Linked DNA regions of Homo sapiens: region 2 is linked to region 1. Evidence: chromatin loops called from intact Hi-C (ENCODE). Cell type or tissue: OCI-LY7. All regions are shown on one strand. Links, peaks and the distances in the headings refer to the core of each region. The heading gives the core; the rest is flanking DNA. Region 1 holds the start of LOC124902895 (a long non-coding RNA gene). Region 2 has its middle 28 kb from the start of CMAS.

Region 1 (11,119 bases), core at 4,577-7,076:
CCTGGGATGCAAGGCTGGTTCAACATATGCAAATCAATAAATGAAATCCATCACATAAACAGATCCAACAACAAAAACCACATGATTATCTCAACAGATGCAGAAAAGGCCTTTGACAAAATTCAACAGCCTTTCATGCTAAAAATTCTCAATAAACTAGGTAATGATGGAACATATCTCAAAATAATAAGAGCTATTTATGACAAACCCACAGCCAATATCATACTGAATGGGCAAAAACTGGAAGCATTCCCTTTGAAAACTGGCACAAGACAGGGATGCCCCCTCTTACCACTCCTATTCAGCATAGTGTTGGAAGTTCTGGCCAGGGCAATCAGGCAAGAGAAAGAAATAAAAGTATTAAATTAGGAAAACAGGAAGTCAAATTGTCTCTGTTTGCAGATGACATGATTGTACATTTAGAAAACCCCATTGTCTCAGCTCAAAATCTCCTTAAGCTGATAAGCAACTTTAGCAAAGTCTCAGGATACAAAATCAATATGCAAAAATCACAAGCATTCCTATACACAAATAACAGACAAACAGAGAGCCAAATCATGAGTGAACTCCCATTCACAATTGCTACAAAGAGAATAAAATACCTAGGAATCCAACTTACAAGGGATGCGAAGGACCTCTTCAAGGAGAACTACAAACCACTGCTCGACGAAATAAAAGAGAACACAAACAAATGCAAGAACATTTCCATGCTCATGGATAGGAAGGGTCTTGAACTCCTAACTTCAGGCGATTCACCCACTTTGGCCCCTCAAAGTGCTGGGATTACAGGCGTGAGTCACGGCACCCAGCCTAGCATAGGTAATCTTAACCAAAATTTTAGGGACATGACAGTGGAGAGCTGTCCTTCAGATGGTGTCACTGAAGTATTCATGACTATTTTGGTTTTTTTTTGTGTTGTGATGAATACTTTTATTTTGTCACCTAAAAATCATAGTGATCCATATATCACAATTTTTTTTGAGATGGAGTATCGCTCTGCTTATATCACAATTTTACTAATTCCATTTACTTTTAATGGTTTTAATTTTCTGAGAGTGAGAAATCTTAGAATGACAATGAATTGAGGCCAGTGAATATAAAGAAAACTGGTACTAAGAAAATGGGTGAGAAATTTGCAGTTATCAAAAAATCACAGCCATCCTTAAAAACTGAAAAATATATGCCAACAATTTATTACTTCAATTTAAAAACTTCTCATAACCCATTTTATAAATAACTTTTTCAGTTTAATACACTATAGGCCTTCCACAATTTACACATATATTGTATTCAAGACAATTATTTGTGAATTGGAAGTTTGGTGCTCTGTGTATTTTTCCCGTAGAAGCATTTAGAGTCCGTTCTGCCATATACTGAGCACATCAAAATAGGATGCTCATAATTAGAATGGTAAAATTCATTTTTTTCTATTTTATATTGCTAAAAATATTGCTCCTACTATTATTTCCACATATCAGAAAGAGTGCTAACTACCCAGATTCTATATTCAGCTTCTGTGGCCCAGCTGCTAGGAGTGAGGTATTTCCATTGAATATGGAGGTAGAGAACTGCCAGGATACACAGAAGCTGGATTAGATTAGATTAGAGACACAGAAAAGAGAATACAAGGAAGAGAACCAATGGAACACTGCAGCATCTCCATCTCCTCCCTCCTATTCCCTTTATGTTTCTTTCTTTCTTTTTTTTGTTTCTAACCTTTGAGGATTTGTGACCTTCTCATCAAATATACTTCTCGGACAACTTATCCTTTGTAATTTGGCCATCACAGAGTTATACTTTTTTCCTTTACTTGCAAAGGTTCCAGAAATCAACCCCTCCCATTTTCTTTTCCTTCTGCTATCAAAGGTTGCCAGGATCAGTCCTCTGCACCAATCCCTAGATGAATGATGCCCTTTTTCTACTTCCCAGGAATAAGCACATAACATTTACCGTTCTTACAAAGGTGCAATCACAAAGATTAGACTAGATATTACTTAACAATAACAGGCACCAGTGTGCTAAAAATGGTAAATGGCAACAAGAAAAATAGTAATATCCTAAATATTTTTCTCATCACCTTTAAATATTTATAAACAAGCCTTTAGCCTCTGGAGTCTACATTCTTACTCTTTGCCAAGCGAAACACGATTCCTTAGCTTTCCTTTATTCAGAACCCTCTCTTAATCAAAAATCCCCAGTTCTAGAGTCTGAGTTCTCATTCCTTTTTGCATTAACTGCTGCTAAAGCTTAGCTGCCCAGCCTTACAGGACCAGGCAGTGGGAAGTGGCACAGTTAATGTTAGCTCCTGTCGTTTTGCACAACCTTAGCCTGGCCAGATTCCCAGGCCTCCCAAGCTGCTTTAGGCCTTCCCTAAATAATGTTTCAGTTTAGAAGGAAGGTCCTCCACTCTGCCTACCTGGGGTAAATATTCTTAACTTTCTGAAAGAAGGAAACTTTGAGAACCACCTGTCTTTCGGTGGTTTAGACTGTAACCAAAATACGATAATTCCTTATTCTTAACATAGAATAGGAGAGAGAGAGACTCGGTTAGTGAGACTGTAATAAAAATATGATAATTCCTTATTCTTAACAGATAGATTTGAACTAGAAATAACAATTAAAATGCTCTTTTAGGTAACACTTTTCCTCTGTCTCTTCTTATTTTCATTGATTGCAAAAAATAATGGACCTTACTTATTCCTTTTTTAACTTTCCCATAATTGAAAATTAATTACATTTGGTCTTTATTCTTTGATATGAATATTTATATCTTAAATTTATATTCTATGTATTCATCATACCTAGTGATCGTATTACCATTGAATGGAAACCCACTGCAAGTGATTTCAATTAAGGTTGAACAATCCTGAAATAATACAAAGTCAAAGAAACATTAAACATCATTAAAATATTAAACTAAGCATCAAAACATTTCTCAGTATCCTTAATCTTCATGATAGAATACAATCCTTCAAGTGAATGGCCCACATTACATAAAGTTATATTATCAGTTGTTTTAAAAGGCAAACACTAGAATGATAATAATAACAATTATTACTTCTTTCTTTATTGAACGCATTATGATTTCAAGACAGTTGAATGAATATTTTCACATTTCCTTATGAAAATCTTATCTGTAAGTTTAGAACAGACTTTCTTATGTCCATTAAAAACACTGATTTTGTATGGTCTCTTCAGTCCCAATAGCTCATATGAAAAGACCAGATATTTGTTCTCAGGGTAGATCTCAGCAGACCTCTTTTTGCCACCTTATTTCTGTTATCAATGTTAATGTAAAAGCTTACTAATATGATTCATAAATTACACAATATATCCAGAGGAGTCACAAACGTTTTCTGTATTCTAGTGTCTAGTGTATTACTGCCATCTTAAAGGTAAGGAACACATTTATTTATTTATTTTGAGACTGAATTTCGCTCTTGTTGCCCAAGCTGGAGTGCAATGGCGCCATCTTGGCTCACTACAACCTCCGCCTTCCGGGTTCAAGCAATTCTCCTGCCGCAGCCTCCCGAGTAGCTGGGATTACAGGCACGAGCCACCACACCCGGTCATTTTTTTTGTATTTTTAGTAGAAAGGGGGTTTCACCATGTTAACCAGGCTGGTCTCAAACTCCTGACCTCAGGTGATCTGCCCACCTCGGCCTCCGAAAGTGCTGGGATTACAGGTATGAGCCACCGCGCCCGGCCAGGAACACATTTATATCCTTGCTTAGAAATTCACTCACTCTTGCATTTAGAAAGCTATTTCCACAATTTTGTTTTTCTGTGGTCAATGAAGGTCGCTACCATCCCTGGTATAACACCTACCAAGTGAAATGAAATTATAGTGCAGTAGTGGAGGAGATGGTTTGGGGTAGGGGAGATGACCAAGATTTAAAATTCCATTTTTACTGAAATATTGAAGTAACTGATGAAAAGGTGTTTTTCCCCTTGAACTGTTTGATGACTGTATTTTTTTCAGAGCTAAGTAGCTGGCATCATTCAACAGTTACTAAGCACCTCCCAGGAGATGCTATTCTAGTCATGTTCTTCAGCGTAAAGAGATAAATGATGCTTCCTCTCAACTGAGTGACTAGAAGAAGTAAGTCATTTAACCTTTCTTAGCCTCAGTTTCCTTGTTTGCTAAGTGAGGATAATAATATTCATCTCATATGTTATGAAAATCTTCAACACAATGAACTAGCACTGTAAACCTCAATTTTATTTACACGTAGTTTCCCTTTAAAGATTGTAGGAGAGTTACCATTTATTAAGGTTCTCAAAAGTATTCAAGAACACTTATAAGATTAAAAGGGGTGGCTGGGCGCAGTGGCTCACGCCTGTAATCCCAGCACTTTGGGAGGCCGAGACGGGCAGATCGCGAGGTCAGGAGATCGAGACTATCCTGGCTAACACGGTGAAACCCCGTTTCTACTAAACAAAATACAAAAAGTTAGCCGGGCATGGTGGTGGGCGCCTGTAGTCCCAGCTACTTGGGAGGCTGAGGCAGGAGAATGGTGTGAACCCAGGAGGCAGAGCTTGCAGTGAGCCGAGATCCCACCACTGCACTCCAGCCTGGGCGACAGAGCGAGACTCCGTCTCAAAAAAAAAAAAAAAAAAAAAAAAGACTAAAAGGGGCAAAAAATTAAGTTAACCTTAATATAATAAAAGTTAAACATATAGTTATTTTTTAGAAGACCAAAAAAAAAAAAAAGGAAACTCTTTTAGCTGTGCTTTTGCAAAGGACAGTAACAATTTGTTAGCCCGGTAGAGGGCACTGAGGACAGTGAAGCCATGTCTGCTATTTAAGGAAGAAGATTCTTTCATAAGGAGATTGTCAAGAGGAAATCATCAGGAAGGGGAAGTTAACTTATCTAAGGGAGATTTTGGGAAGGGAGAGGTTGCAGTTCATTCCTGGTTGTGTTCTCTGATAAGTGCCTGACATGTATTTGTCATTGTAATTGATTTTCAGTGGTGGTTGTACCCTGTCTGCAAACTACACACACAAGAGGCAAGCTCACATTTGTTATCAACTTCTATTTTTACCCAGGGAAAAGGTTAGCATGCAGGAGAACTGGGGGACTTGCAGGTAGGGATAGTATTTTCCTAAAAGTTGGCTTAAAATCTTCAACAATTCAGTGGAAATGATGGATGTGTGTGATATAGTAACATACATATACAATAACAATCACACACTCACTTCTACATTCACATGGATGTACACTCACACTATTCTCCTCATGCTAATACTCAAATGCCCACTCACATGCACACACCCATGCATCGTTATCATGTAAGATGTTTATCATTGTAATGTGACTCCTGCTTTACATGTGATATTGAGCAGCTCTGTATTTTGATAGAACTCTCACAGGATGAATTCATCACTAAAGCACCCTGTGAAGCTAAATGTGCTATTTCATTTAATTACTAAAGGATATATTCTTAATACAACAGATGTAATTTAAATTGATACTCTGTTGTTCTCACTAATGACAATAAGCCATCAGGACCTGCTGTTTCTTGAGATGATTTTCAGTTAGATCTAATAAAAACCTATCAATAGGCAGTATAGATAGGGAATGCTTGTCTTACTGTTTGCAAAAGATGGACAAAAACTCTAAGTCATTTCACAGCTGACCCAGATCATTGAAATGTAAATTTTTAAAAGTTTTAAAACACTGCCCTCTTTAGGACTATTTAAGATTAACATTTTGTTAGTCATAAGCTTACATGATACCCACATCTCTGTGAACAGCAAGATCCCAAGATTTGGGATGGAGCAACTCAAGCTAAGGGCCCACATACACGCTAAAAGGATGGAGTGGAGCTACCATCAAGTTATGCCTTATGCAAATAAGATGCCCACCCCTCATTTGTTTTTTTAATAAAAGCCTTTGCATTCAACTGTAAAAATGGCAACACTCTTCCAGGCCCCCTCTCCACAGTGGAGGGCCTTCTGCTTTAGCTTATTAAGCTTGCACTCCAACATCACCCTTGGTGTCTGCACTCCTTAACTTTCCTGGTCGTGAGACAAAGAACTCCTGGGTACTACCTTAGGCAACAAGAGACTGCTACATTGTGGTGCATTGGCGAGACTGTAACAATGTGATTTTCAATGTTGCAGGTAGGGACTGGTTGGAGGTGATTAGATCATGGAATTTGATCCGTCATAAATAGATTAGCACCATCACTTAGTAATCAGTGAATTCTCACACAGTTAGTTTACATCAGATCTGGTTGCTTAAAAGAATGGGATTTCCCCTCTTCTCTCCCTTTTGCACCTGCTCTCACCGTGTGACATGCAGGCTTCTTCTGTCACCTTCCACCATGATTGTAAGCTTCCTGAGGCCTCATTAGGAGCAGACGCCACTATCATGCTTTCTGTAAAGTCTGCAGAACCATGAGCCGATTAAACCTCTTTTCTTCATAAATTACGTAGTGTCAGATATTTATTCATAGAAAAGCAATTACACTAATACTTGAAGTATGTTATTTCAATGAATAATTTCAACTGTAATGGGAATGGGAAGATGCAAGTTCTATTCCATCAGTCTGTTTTGTGCTTGTGGCTCTCTCACTTCCACTCACAGAGTCATTATTGTCAATTTTTTTCAATAGGAATTTTGGACATTCTTTCCAAGGAGTTGAGTCTCATGTAAATATTCTCAGGACCAGGCAAAATTTGAGATTATTTCCTTCTTAGGATTATTTAGACACTTTTAATCAATGAGATTGTGTTGTTTTTAATTATTTTATTTTATTCGTGGTTACATAGTAGACATATATATTAATGGGGTATATGAAATATTTTGATACAGGCATGCAATGTAAAATAAGCACATCATGGAGAATGTTTTATTTATTCCCTCAAACGTTTGTCCTTTGGTTTATAAATAATCCAATTACACTCTTTCGATTGTTTTAAAATGTAAAATTAAGTTATTATTGACTATAATCATCCTGTTGTGCTATAAAATATTAGTTCTTATTTATTCTTTCTGTTTTTGTTTGTATTCATTAACCATCCCCATCCACCCCCTACTCCCACTACCTTTCCCAGCCTCTGGTAAACATTCGTCTACTGTCTGTGTCCGACTGTTTTGATTTTTAGATACCACAAATAAATAAGAACATGTGATATATCTCTTTCTATGCTTGGCCTATTTCACATAACACAATAATCTCCAGTTCCATCCATGTTGTTGCATATTACTGAATCTCATTTGTTTATGGCTAAATAGTAATCCATTGTGTACATGTACCACATTTTCTTTATTCATTATCTGTTGATGGATACTTAGTTTGCTTTCAAATCTTAGCTATTGTAAACAGTGCCACAACAAACATAAAAGTGGAGATATCTCTTAGATGTACTGATTTCCACTCTTTTGGGTATACACCTAGCAGTGAGATTGCTGGATCATATGGTAGCTCAATTTTTAATTTTTTGAGGAACCTCTAAACTGTTCTCCATAGTGATGGTACTAATTTACTTTCTCACCAATAGTGTACAAGTGTTCCCTTTACTCCACATCGTCACCTGCATTTGCTATTGCCTGTCTTTTGGATTTAAGCCATTTTAACTGGGGTGAGATAATATTGTAATTCTGATTTGCATTTCTCTGATGATCAATGATGTTGAACACCTTTTCATATGTCTCTTTTCCATTTTCATGTCTTCTTTTGAGAAATGTCTATTCAGAAATTTTGCCCATTTTTGGATTGGATTATTACACTTTTTCTTACAGTTGTTTGAGCTCTTTATATATTCTGATTATTAATCTTTTGTCAGTGGGTAGTTTGCAAATATTTTTCTGCCATTCTGTGGATTGTCTTTTTGCTTTGTTGATTATATCCTTTGCTGTGCAGAAGCTTTTTAACTTGATGTGATCTCATTTGTCCCCTATTACTTTGGTTACCTGTGCTTGTGTGGTGTTTCTCAAGAAATTTTTGCCCAGACAAATGTTCTGGAAACTTTAAATCTACGAATCTACAAAACTATGAAATTACGAACCTCAAACTATGAAACTACAAAAAGTTGCATGACATGTCATGAAATAAAAAGTTTCATAGTTTGATGTCATAGATTTAAGTCTTTAATTCATTTTGATTTGATTTTAGTTAGTTGATATTGTGAGAAATAGGGATCTAGTTTCATTCTTCTGCATATAGATATCTAGTTTTCCTAATTCCTGAAGAGACTGTCTTTTCCGCAGTGTATGTTCTTGGCATCTTTGTCAAAATCAATTCACTGTAGGTGTGCAGATTTGTTTTTGAATTCTGTTTTATATTCCATTTGTGTATGTGCCTATTGTTATGCCAGTGCCCTGCTGTTTTGCCTGCTACATTCTATAATATAATTTGAAGTCAAGTAATGTGATTTCTCCAGTTTGTTCTTTTTGCTCAGGATGGCTTTGGCTCTTCTGAGTCTTTTGTGGTTTCAGATAAATTATAGGGTTGTTTTTTCTATGTCTGTGAAGAACATTGTTGAGATTTTGACAGAGATTGCATTGGATGTGTATATTGCTTTGAGCAGCATAAATATTTAACAATATTGATTCTTTTAATCCATTAACATGGAATATCTTTATTTGGTATCCACTTCAATTTCTTTCATCAGTATTTTATATTTTTCGGTACACAGATCTTTTACTGTTATGGTTAAGTTATTCCTAGTATTTTATTTATATATATGTGTGGCTATTTTAAGTGGTATTACTTTTTAAATTTTTTTCACATTGTTTACTGTTGACATATGGAAATGTTAGTGATTTTTTATATGTTGATTTGTTATCCTATAACTTTACTGAATTTGTTTATCACTTTTAACAATTTTCTTGTGGAGTCTTTAAGTTTTTTAAAATATAGGATTTTGTTATCTGCAAACAAGTAAAATTTGACTTTTTTTCTTTCCAATTTGGATGTTCTTTATATCTTTCTTTTGTTTAATTGCTCTAGCTAGGACTTCCATTATTATGTTGAACAACAGTAAGGGAAAGTGGGTGTTCTTGTTGTGTTCCAGATCTCAGGAAAAGAGACTTTCAGGTTTTCCCCATTCAGTATGATACTAGCTGTGGGTCTGTTGTATATGCCTTTTATTATGTTGAAGTATGTTCCTTCTATAACAAGCTTTTTTTCAGAGCTTTTAATCATAAAAGAAATGTTTAATATTACCAAATGCTTTTTAATTATCAAGTGAAATAATCATATGCTTTTTATCCTTTATTCTGTTGATATGATGTAATACATTGATTGATTTGTGTATGTTTAAACATCCTTACATCCCAGGGATACATTCTACTTGGTCATAATAAATGGCTATTTCAAATCTATTGTTGAATTTGGTGTTCTAGTATTTAATTGAGAATTTTTGCATTGATATTTATCAGAGATATTGGCCTGCAGTTTTTGTTTTTGATATGTCTTTGTCTCATTTTTGACATCAGTAATACTAGCTTTGTAGAGTGAGCTTGGAAGTATTTTCTTCTCTTCTATTACATGAAATAATTTGAATACGATTGCTATTAATTCTTCTTTAAACATTTGGTAGAATTCAGCCGTTAAACCATTGGATCCTGCACTTTTCTTTACTGGGAGCCTTTTTGTTATGGCTTTGATCTTGTTACTTGTTTTTGCCCTGTTCAGTTTTTGGATTTCTTCTTGGTTCAGTCTTGGTAGTTTGTATGTATCTAGGAATTTGTCCATTTCTTCTAAATTTTCCAATTTATTGGCATATAGTTGCTCATAGTAGCAAATAATGATCCTTGGAATTCCTGCAGTATCAGTTTTAATATATTTTTTCATTTCTGATTATATTTATTTAGATATTCTTTTTTACTCTTAGTCTGTCTGAACATCTGTCAATTTTAACTTTTCAAAAAATTAACTTTTTATCTTTTGTATAGTTTTTTATAATTTCAATTTTATTAATTTCTGCTCTGACCTTTATTATCTTTTTTCTTCTAATTTTGGGTGTAGTTTACTCTTGTTTTTCTAGTTGTTTAAGATGCATTGTTAGATAGTTTCTTTGAAGTTTTTTCTCCTGTGGCGTAGGCACTTATAACTATAAACTTCCCTGTTAGTACTGCTTTTCCTCTATCCCATAGATTTTGGTATGCTGTGTTTCCATTACCATTTGTTTAAGAGTTTTTTCAAGATTATTTTTAATTCCTTCAAAGCCCACTGGTCATACAGGAGCATATTGTTTAATTTCCATGTAATTTGTATTGTTTCCAAAATTTCCATTGTTATTGATTTCTAGTTATTTTATTTTGTCCAGAGAAGATGCTTGACATTATTTCATGTTCTTTCAATGTTTTAAGATTTGTTTTATGACTTAACATATGGTCTACCCTTGAGAATAATTCATGTGTTGAGAAAAATAATGTATCCTGCAGCTCTGGGATGAAATTTTCTGTGAATATCTATTAGATTCATTTGGACTATAGTAGAGATTAAGTCTGATGTTGATTTTTTGTCTGGAAGATTTGTCCATAATGAAAGTGAGGTGTTGAAGTCTCGAACTATTATTGTATTAGGGCCTATATCTCTCTTTAGCTCTAATAATAGTTCCTTTATATATTGGAGTGCTCCAGTGTTGGGTGCGTATGTTTTCAAAATTCTTATATCTTCTTGCTGAGTTGGCCGCTTTGTCATTATGCAATGACCTTGTTTTTGTCTTCTTACAGTGTTTGTCTTACAATCTATTTTGTCTGATATAATTATAGTGACTCCTGCTCTTTTTTAGTTTCCCTTTGCATGGAATATGTTTTCCCATCCCTTTATTTTTAGTCTATGTGTGTCTTTATAAGTGAAGTGTGTTTCTTAAAGACAATAGATCATCCTATACAGCCCGTGAAACCATGAACCAATTAAACCTCTTTTCTTTATAAATTACCCCATCTTTGGTTCTTTTTTATAGCAGTGAGATAACTGAATAAAAAAGACAATTTAATCCATTTACATTTAGTGCTATTATTGATTAGTAGAGACATACTCCCACCATTTTGTTATTTGTTTTCTGGTTGTTCTGTGGTCTTTTCATCCTTCTTTCTTTCTTCCGGTCTTCTCAAGTGAAGGTGATTTTCTCTGGTGATGTAACTTATTTTTTGCTTTT
Region 2 (11,119 bases), core at 3,490-5,989, 770 kb before region 1:
AGTGCCCCAGTGGGGACTCTGTGTGGGGGTGCCCACTCCACATTTCTCTTCTGCCCTCCCCTATCAGAGGTTCTCCATGAGGGCCCCACCCCTGCAGCAAACTTCTGCCTGGACATCCAGGCATTTCCATACATCCTCTGAAATCTTGGCAGAGGTTCCCAAATCCCAATTCTTGACTTCTGTGCACCTACAGGCTTAATACCACATGGAAGCTGCCAAGGTTTGGGGCTTGCACCCTCTGAAGCCATGGCCCAAGCTGTACCTTGATCCCTTTTAGCCATGGCTAGAGTGGCTAGGATGCAGGGCACTAAGTCTCTATGCTGCACACAGCAAGGGGGCCAATAAAACCATTTTTTTCCTTCTTGGCCTCCAGGCCTGCAATGGGAGGGGCAGCTGCAAAGATCTGTGACATGCCCTGGAGACATTTTCCCCACTTTCTTGGCGATTAACACTTGGCTCCTCATTACTTATACAGATTTCTGTAGCTGCAACATTAAATGCAGAATCTGCTTAGTGGGCCCATATCAATAAACTTGATCTGGTCCAACTTTATGTTGTATTCAGGCCCTCAATGGATTGGAGGATAACCCCCACATTGCTAAGGGTGATCTTTACTCAGTCTGCTGATTCAGATTATCCCAGAAGTATCCTCACAGACACACAGATAATATTTTACCAGCTGTTTGAGCACCACTTAGCCCCATTATATTGACAAATAAAATTAACAATCATGCTACTATTTTGCCTTAATTTACTACCTACATGCTAAACTACTCTTATCAGTTATTTGTAATAATCTTTTAATGAAGATTAAAAATCCTAACAAAAACTATTGCTTGAGTAGATGTTTGTCTCCACTATAGAGGTGAATCAAAGGAGTACCTGTAGGAAGCATTTGTTCTGGTGTCATATTTTATATGTCTGGTACCTTAGTCGCCATGATTCTTATTCTAAATCTATTTTGAACCTTTTGGGTTCTAGCACTAAGCATCTTAATGGTTCTTCTAATAGCCTGGACTGTTTCTCTGGCTACCTACATTGTAACCTGCTACTTTCTTTTGGGTCTGTGTTAAATTAATTCATAGGCATTTTATTTTCAGAAAATTTGGAAAGAAGCCTTCCCCGGAGATGACTACAAAACGTCATTATTGCATTATGCTCAATTCCTGAATGACATGACAGATTTTGTAACATTGTTCACTTTGCTAAGTAAACAAAATTGCGTAAATGTTACTTTTACCTTTGTTGTCTCCTTTTGATTTGATCTTTCAATCACAAATACTCTTTTGTAGACCTCACACAGTGTTGGGGGGTTATATCCTATGAGGTTTCAAATGAACAAAGAATTTTTATCATAACTTTTACTTTCATATAAAAGGTTACGAATTGAAGATGAAAAATAGCTCAGTAACCTGGAAAATGATTTTATTTATTTAAAAGAGATCAGTTTGGAAGTGCTGAAGAAGTAACCTTTCAAATTTAAAGAGATCCCTTAGGAAATGCAATAGAATAGCATATAGACTGAAACATTTCACTAAATAAATACAAATATATAATTTTATAAATATATGTGACCATACATGTATATATGTGTGTGAGTGTACACAGTTTTGAAATGAGGACGTTTACATTCCAAGCTGTGTGATGACAATAGGTGGTAAACAAGTCAGTTTGATTTGAGTAACTTGCTTATAGGCAGATGAATTATAACTTTTTAAGGTTCAATCAAATCAACATTTATTAAGCTCATGTTATGTAGAAGACACTAGCGTGAATAAGAGACAGTTTCTCTACTAAAGGAATTATTGAAGGGCATTATACAAACAGATTTAACAGAAGATAAGCGGAGAAACCTAAGTACCAAAAGACGAATAATAGAGTTTGGCTGTTTAAAGGGAGAAACAAATTACATCGAGTTCAGAGAAATTACATCAAGTTTGGAGGATCAGAAAAGACTTCAAGGATTATATGGGCTTTTGAAATAAGCCCTACAAAGATATGGGAATTTTAACAGATATTGATGGGATGGGACAGGAAAATTTATGCTATCAGATACTACAGGTGGTTTTATTTCTCTCTCATCACTACCCTTTTCTCTCTCTGGCCCTCTTCCTTCAAGGCCTCTTTTTCTTTGCCTACTAAGTGAATTTGAGGACACAGTGAATTTGAGAGTTCATCTTTCTTTTTAACACAATGGAGTATTACTATGGGCCGAAGAATAACTGGTTAAAATAAAATGAAAACCTGCTGAGACCTTCTGCATATATACTTTCTGTCTTTGTTTCCTCCTTGCCATTTCTATTCCTATGATTCACACTTCGTTTCATGGCACCAAGGTTTGCTCACCACTGCACACCCAGAGCTTGCATGTGTCACCACTGCACACCCAGAGCCTGCATGTGTCACCATTGCACACCCAGAGCCTGCATGTAGCAGGAATTCAATAAATATTTGCTGAATGACTAAACAAATGCAAGTATAGAGGCGAGGAAGGAACAGAGGAAAGCCTAAAGGTTTTTTGTTTGTTTGTTTTGAGACAAGAGTCTCGCTCTGTCGCCCAGGCTGGAGTGCTGCAGCATGATTTTGGCTCACTGTAACCTCCATCTCCTGGGTTCAGGTGATTTTCCTTCCTCAGCTTCTGGAGTAGCCAGGATTACAGACAGGCACCACCATACCTGGCTAATTTTTCTATTAGTAGAGACGGGGTTTCACCATGTTGGCCAGACTGGTCTTGAACTCCTGACCTCAAGCGATCTGTCTGCCTCAGCCTCCCAAAGTGCTAGGACTACAGGCATGAGCCACCGCGTTCAGCTGCATAAAGATATTTTACTAACTTCACATCTTTAATGTTTACCAGTTATTCTGTAAACTTATTGTAGAATAATTAGAATGTTGACAGGTAAAATGACACTTAACTTGGTTGTAGATGCAGAGCACTTAAAACCCAAAGAAAAATAAAAGAGCCAAACAATGACCTTGTATTATGAAAACACAAAGGTTTATATCCTAGTAGTTTAAAAATTAAAGTCATCTTATCAAACAAAATATCTTTGTGTAATTTTAAAGGGAATTTTAAAAAGGGAGCATAAGGTGAGAAAATGTTGAATATAAAATTTTGTTAAAGCTTGTGAATATCTGAAATTAGGTGATAATATTTGAATCCAGGTCAGGTTGTTGTCTATCAAAGATGTGACAAGTCTGTGCAACATACAGACATTAGTTAATAGAAATTTAGTCCTTACTCTTCTCAATGTGCCAAAGTCCACAGGCCCCCACAGAACTCCCCCTATTCAACAATTTCCTATTAAAAATGGCTGTTGGTGTTCCATACCCTAACTTCATAGAACATATTTATTCCTTATTGCAATTTTTTTCTGCTAGTTTACATATTTTCTATTTACATTGCTAAAACCCCATACAGCTTTTAATTTCTTTCACTGTATTTAATTGAATTGCTTGTCCTATTTAATCGTGCTTTATAATTATGTAGTTGAATCTACTAAGCAAGGTATATTTAAGGAAGCCTTGTTTCAATTTTTTTTTTCTCTGCTCGAGTCTCCTTATCCTTCTATGGGATACCACTTAACACACATATAACTATATATACTTATGTATTTATATAACTATATATAGATAATTGACCCTTGCACAATGTGGGGGTTAGGAATGCAGATCCCCCATGCAGTGAGAAATCCAAGCATAATTTTTGTCTCCTTCAAAACTTAATTACTAATAGCCTACTGTTGACCAGAAGCCTTAAACCATCAAGAACACAGATGGTTGATTAACACATATTTTGTATATTCTATATATTGTATATTGTATTCTTACAAAAAAGTAAGCAAGAGAAAAGGAAATGTGAAAGAAAATCATAAGGAAGAGAAAATACATTTACTGTTTATTAAGTGAAAGTGGATCAGCAGAAAGGTCTTAATCCTCATTGTCTTTATGTTGAGTAGACTGAGGAGGAACAGGAAGAGAAAGGGCTGGTTTTGCTATCTCAGAAATGGCAGGGGAAGAGAAAATCCATGCATTAAGTGGATTCCTGCGGTTCAAACACATGCTGCTCAAAGGTCACTGTATATTATAATATTTTCCCCTTTTTCTTAAATAAATGATAGATTATGGCCAATGTTTTCTACCTTACATTTTTAAGTATAATGATAGACCCTACAGGTAACTCTATAGCATTATAGTAGATATAAATATTTAAAAAAATGATTAGGGAAAATGCCTAAAGTAACATCACAAATAAAATTGCAATCACTGGTAGACTTTTGGAATATATGTCAATGGTCAACAAATGTTACCACACACTACGAAACCGCTGTTTACTAAAAACTATCGTAATTGGTAATCAAAAAGTAATGTTTTAAGCATTTACATCCTAACGTAATGATTCGTTGTGTGTGTGTGTGTGTGTGTGTGTGTGTGTGTGTGTATGCTTTAGTGGGCTTTCATATATTTTATAAAATTGGTAGGAGTTGCAGGTTGATAAGTAATATGTTATACTTTTTCCTCATTGAAATAATGTGATATGTTCTCTAAGTTAGTGTTGTCGCACAGAATGTCTGATTTCCAAAAAGAGATTACTGATAATAAGAGGATTATGTATTTTATTTCTTTATCTTAATTCACCTGTATGGATGATTGATGTTATAATTTTACTACCAGACAGTAGGTGGCACTATAAGTATGCATTCATTAGAGACCAAATTAATTTATAATAAACTCCGACACGTAATTTGTATTTAATACTTGAAGTTGTTGCGCTTAATGTTGTTCGGAAAATGGACCATTGTCTAATGCCTAGAAATATATTTCTGATATATTTAGAATGTATATCCAAAATTTATTTGAAATACTTTCAGTTATAGCTATTAAGGGTGTGTGCGTGTCTGTCTGTGAGACAGTAGAAAAATATTATGTTACTGATACTCCAATACCAAATTATTGTTTAATTTAGTATAGTGAATAATTTTAATGAGTCAATCATTTCAGTATTACATTATCCAAAATAAAGACTGAGTATATTCCTTAGGCACTGACAAATGAGCTACCTTTCCCTCAATTTTTAAATACTGATTTTTTAAAAGGAAATCAGGCCAGGCATGGTGGCACATGCCCATAAGCTATGCAGTTTGGGAGGCCAAGGCAGGAGGATAGCTTGAGGTCAGAAGTCCGAGACCAGCCTGGGAAACATAATGGGATCCAATCTCTACAAAAAAATAAAAATAAATAAATTAGTCAGGTGTGGTGACATGTGTCTGTAGTCCCTAGGAGCCTAGGAGCTCAATCGCTAGTCATGATGATGTCACTTACTCCAGCCTAGGTGATAGAGTGAGACGGTCTCAAAAAAAGAAAGAAAGAAAGAAAAACAAAGTAGATTTAATGTCAAAATTAGAATTTTGTTGGTCTTCTTAATATTTATTATGATTTTTTTTTTACTTTGAATTTTTAATGGTGCTTTAAAAAAACGTTACCACTGACCTCCATGTTGCTAAATCCAGTTTTCAATTCTCAGGCCTCATGATGTTTGACATATCAACAGTATTTCACACACAGCAGATTACTCTTTTTTTTTTTTTTTTTTTTTTTTTGTGACAGTCTCTATTTTCCAGACTGGAATGCAGTGGCACGATCTTGGCTCACTGCAACCTCCGCCTCCCAGGCCCAAGTGATCCTTCCACCTCTTCCTCTCCAGTAGCTGGGACTACAGGTGCCCGCCACCACACTTGGCTAATTTTTTGTATTTTTAGTAAAGACAGGGTTTCACCATGTTGGCCAAGCTGGTCTTGAACTGCTGACCTCAAGTGATCCACCTGCCTCGGCCCCCCAAAGTGCTGGGATTACAGGTGTGAGCCATTGCTCCCGGCCCTACTCTTTTCTCCTGAAAACATCTTTTTTTTCCTCCCTTAGCTTTTAGGACACCACACCCTTCTAGTATTCATTCTACATCACTGACTGGTCCTTCTCTGTTTTCTTTGCTTTTTTGACTTCCCCTGAATCTTCTAATGTTGAATGCCCCAGAGATCGGTTCTTGATCAACTTTTTTCTTATCCATACTCATTGCCTCACTGATATCATCCAGATTTATGGTTTTAAATATAAGTAAAATTTTCATATTTTAAGTGGAGTTCAAAAGCTTCAGTTGTGTGAAAGGAGCTATTACAGTATTTTAAGGAGAATCTGATTGCAAATCAAGTCACATTTAAGTTCCACAAAATCATGAGATGTGTTATGGTAGCCTCTGTGTACCATCATTCTTATGGCGAAGATTCCCAAATGTATATCTCTAGCCTAGACCTCCTCTCTGAATTCCAGACATAAATTCAACTGCCTACTTGGCAATTCTACTTGGATACCTAATTAACATCTCAAATTAAATGTGCCCAGATTTTTTTCCCCACCACCAAACCTCCTCCACCTCAGTCTTATTCAGCTCAGGTAATGTTAACTACATATATTTTCCATTGCTCAGGCCAAAACCATTGAAAGCATTCTTGACTCTTATTTTCAACCTGCCAGGAAGTCCTGTTGACTGTACCTTCCACATATACCCAGAATCTGACCACTTCTCACTATCTCCACTGTTCCTACCATCCAATCAATTATCACATTTCACTTGAGTCATTGCACTAGCCCTCCAACTAGCCTCTCAACCTCCATCCTGACTGCCTTACAATCCACTTTCAACACAGCAGCCAGAGTTGCTCTCAAAATGGAAGTCAGTTTATTTCATCCTTGCTCAAAATTCTGTAGTGACTCCACTTTTCATGCAGAATAAAAATCAAAGTCCTTGGAATATACTCTAAGGTCTAACATGACCTAGTCCTCATTACCTCTTTAAGCTCATCTCTTACTGCTCTTCCCCTCTCTCACTCCATTTCATCCACTTAAACTATACTGGCCTCTCTTATTGTTCCACAAACACGGCAGGTGCACTCCTATCTCAGGGCCTTTGTACGAAGTGTCTCCTTTACCTGAAAGGCTTTCCTCTTATTCTTATTTATTTATTTTATTTTTGATAGAGTCTCACTCACTCTGTTGCCCAGGCTGGAGTGCAGTGGTACAATCTTAGGCACTGCAACCTCTGCCTCCCAGGTTCAAGTGATCCTCCTGCCTCAGCCTCCCGAGTAGCTGGGATTACAGGCCACCACGCCTGGCTAATTTTTGTATTTTTAGTAGAAACGGCGTTTTACCATGTTGGCCAGGCTGATCTCGACCTCCTGACCTCAGGTGATCTGCCCGCCTTGGCATCCCAAAGGGCTGGGATTACAGGCGTGAGCCACTGTGCATGGCCATCCTCTTACTCTTTCTGTGGCTTGCTCTCTCCCCTCCTTGTTCTCTTCTCCTCTCACATTGAGGGGTATAGTGAAGTTACTACTTACAGTTTCAAACTTTGTCACTGGCCCCAGCATCCCATCTCTCTTACCCTACTCTCTATTTTCTCCAAATAATATATCATCTTTGGTATAATGTATATATCATTTTTATATAGTATATAAAAATATAAATATATTTTAGAAATAATATAGATACATTTATAACTAATATAGGAATTATATAATGGCTTATTATATTTATTATTTTCTGCACTAAAATATAAGCTTCATATGAACAGAGATTGTCTTTTTGAATCACTCCTCTGTTAGTGATTAGGACAATGCCTAATTGTAGGTAATCAATAAATATTGTAGGTAATCAATAAATACTTATTAAATGATGAATAAATGAATGAATGCTGGGAAGATAGTGCACCATACATTTTCAGTATTCAGGGTCTCTAAAGATTGCTTAGATTGTTAATTTAGAAATGATCACTTGGATTTTTAAGGATGATTCACTGATATAATAGTTGTTTTTTCCTTTAAAGCTGATTGAACCAGTGGTGGACTTAACTAGAATGAAATTTCAAAATATTATACAGCTGGCCTAGTTAAAAATATAATTCACACAGTTTAAGGTATAATAAGAAAGTGTCTAAGGTTTGAGAAATATTTAATATATTGAATATCTAGATTGCCCAGTAAGAAAGGAAATTGACATTAATCAGGCTATTAACATACAAGTCTTTCACATACATATTATCATTTACTCCTTGCAACTCTGGGATGTAGGTATTGCCCTAATTCTCCTGACTTGGAGGTTTTGGCTTGGGAACATATAATTACTTGGCCACCGTCACATACTACTTGGGAGCACAGTTGGGATTCAAATCCAGTTTTGTTTCCTAAGCTCATGGTCATTAATGACATGATTCTGCCTCACTATTCTTTAAGAGGAAATATATTTAAATCTTTAACAGAATGTATTTGTTGTGCCAAGGCCAAGTACAGGTAATAAAAAATCAGATAGACAAACCGGTGATTTATGAACATTTATAGCCCAGAGAGACCTCAATCAACTTCTAGACCCACCTCCAATTTCAACCTTGGTCCAGGATCAATTTTATTTTATTTTATTTTGATTTAGATAAGAGATAGATTAAAAAGAAACACTGATGTTAGGTCCCTTCATACTCTATATCTGGATAACTGAAGATAGTGTTTTTCAAGTCTTACTGTACATTCAACTCTTTAGTTCCATCATTAAGGACAAAGCAAAGTAATCTATGTAATAAAATCAACCTGACCGGGACATAGTCAATTTGATTATTCTGACCACTCTGGCAGCCAAGCTAGATTTTGGGTTGATTCCCATAAAAAATTAACCTATCTATCTCCTCTCCTAAACTTGGATGGGAAAAAAAAAATAGAACAAAGTTCTTCTGTCTGAAGTAGATTCTGCTTCCGGTCCCAGCCTCCGGATGATAATGACTCAAAGGGCAAAACATAAGTAAAGTGCATGCAAGGGTCATCTGTTGTTTTGAAATGAAATGAAGTCGCCTAACTCACACATCTGCTCCCCACCCCTGCTTTCTGGAGACGGCTAATGATCAAACGGAGCCCAGATTCTCCCCATACCCGTTTTGTGGAAATACCACCAGGGAAAGTGTTCCCTTGGCACTTAAGCTATAACTCAGAGTCTCAGAAAGTTCTTTTCTCTCTCATGCCCCAGTGTTAGTCGAGTGACTTTTGAGGCTTGAGGATGTTCTGCATGACTTTTATTTTGAGATCACATGTCTTGACACAGCTGGTGAGTGTTAATGACCAGGCCACAGCGCTCAGGTCTGCACGTCCACTCTCCCCATTTCCCAACAAGGGAAACATCCTGGGTTGTGGTTCTCACAACACAAAGGAGACACTAAAGCCTTAGAATAATCCTCAGTGGGAGAGGAGCTATTTTTCAATTTGGCTCAGGACCAAGTGCCAAAAAAACGTAAAACCATTGATTACATATTACTCCTTTTGGCCAAAAAGCAGAAATTATACAAACATGCAGGAACAATTTACTATATTTCTTTCCCACATTCTTTATTTTCCCCAGATATATTGTTTAAATTTGAACAGTTCTGCAAAAGATCCCATGGGAATAACACTTCCCACATGAACAGCTTCCTTGCTTATGAGAGTCAATTCGGTTCTCTGGTGGCCTGAAGGGCCAATTTAAGGTTATGTAAAGTAGCTGAGTAGCTGAGATAATATAACACCAGACGTCCTCATATGCCATTCTGTGGGGGAAGGGAAGAGGGAGAATCGTAAACCCCCAATATCTATGAGTTAATAAAAGACCATTCTCTGTAGCTTTGGGCTTAGTGTTACCTTCATACTATTCTTGCTCATGCCAACACAAAGCCCTGGTGATACAACAGAAAAGACAAGGAGGAGGACTGAGATATGATGTGGTGCAGCTCAGATCAACAACCACATATCATGATTGATATGCTAGGAATTAAACTGAAGGTTCAAAGGCAAGTTACATTCAATCTTTGCCATGAGCGTCCAGCAGAAAGAAAGGGCTATAATTTAAACCTGGTACCTCACAAACCAAAAGCAAGAATCTCAACTACAGCAAGGGGATATTATCTATCACTTTACAATTTCTTTCAACACAGTGATACTACTCTTGTTGGCCACTACCAATCACAGGGATAAAATGAATTAGCAGTTTCAGCCCCATATTAATGAAGCATCCAAAGCAATTGAAATAGAGCAGCAGTTTACCTAACAGCAGAAGTCATTTATTTTGTTATGTAGTTCTGTTATACTCCTGTGAAATTCAAATTATGTTCCCTGCCAAACAGAAAAAAATTTGGTGTATGGATAAAGTTGGAAGGGTTTGGGCAGGTTTTCTGTTTCTTTGTTAAGTGTTGTCTTAGTTATTATATTATCAAAGTCCAGTAGGGCTCCCCAGCCATCGTATTTCTAAGACTGAGGAAGAACTGATTCTTATGCTACGAGGAATTACTTTACTTCGCATAAAACCTTGATTAGCTATCTTTTGAGCAGACTTCAACCTATAGCAAAGCCTACTGAAGAATTTATTGAATGTTACTATATGCCAGGTTCTATATTAAGTGCTTTCTATATCCCATCTCTTTTACTCTTTGTAACAATTCTGAGAAAGTTAATATTATTTCTGTTATTCTGGAGGAAGAAATTGCTAGAGGTTACCTAACTTGCTGAAGATTACTCATCAATTAACCTGTGATGGAGTGGTGGAGCCAGAATTCAGAGCCAAAGTGTTGTAAATAATGGCCAAATACAATGAAATAGTATTGTGCTCAAATTTTAAAAATTCATCAAAAATATAATTTGTTAACAATAAAGATTTTTTACTTACATGTAATTGCTGAGAATATATTTGTATTTTCCAGAGTAGCCTTGAATTTTGCAAAGCTATTTTTTTTTTTGAGACAGGGTCTCTCTCTGTTGCCCAGGCTGGAGTACAGTGGTGTGATCTCAGCTCACTGCAACTTTGGCCCCGCCAGGTTCAAGTGATTCTCCTGCCTCAGCCTCCTGAGTAGCTGAGATTAGAGGCAGGAACTCCTGACTTCAAGCTATCCACCCACCTTGGCCTCCCAAAGTGCTGGGATTACAGGCATGAGCCACTGTGCCTGGACAAATTTTGCAAACTTTAATTCCACTTGAAAGAACAAGATTTTGACAACGTCAGGTGAAATATTTTTCTCAAACAAATGATTTGGGGGAAAAAGCTGGATAGTTAAGAACAATCT

The links. A loop is a pair of places that touch in the nucleus more often than their neighbours do. Peaks named below come from ENCODE experiments on the same cell type or tissue, not always from the same donor. Only the 100,000 strongest peaks of a DNase experiment are listed, where the experiment ranks them.
Region 2: a loop joins it to region 1, with 4 times the contacts of the local background. A loop is called at or near these places in 3 of 110 quality-filtered maps.

What each region holds. Positions count from the first base shown.
Region 1 is chr12:21,243,461-21,254,579 of GRCh38, reverse strand. LOC124902895 (a long non-coding RNA gene) reads left to right here and starts at 4,017. Exons shown (of 2, transcript XR_007063239.1): 1 at 4,017-4,102. RefSeq lists an enhancer at 4,520-5,020. In OCI-LY7, for the core only: CTCF peaks have their summits at 5,479 and 5,678; no DNase peak of the experiment used is centred there.
Region 2 is chr12:22,012,654-22,023,772 of GRCh38, reverse strand. No RefSeq gene overlaps it. Among named protein-coding and RNA genes, the nearest start is that of CMAS, 28 kb to the left of the region's middle. In OCI-LY7, for the core only: CTCF peaks have their summits at 4,483 and 4,690 (motif pointing right); no DNase peak of the experiment used is centred there.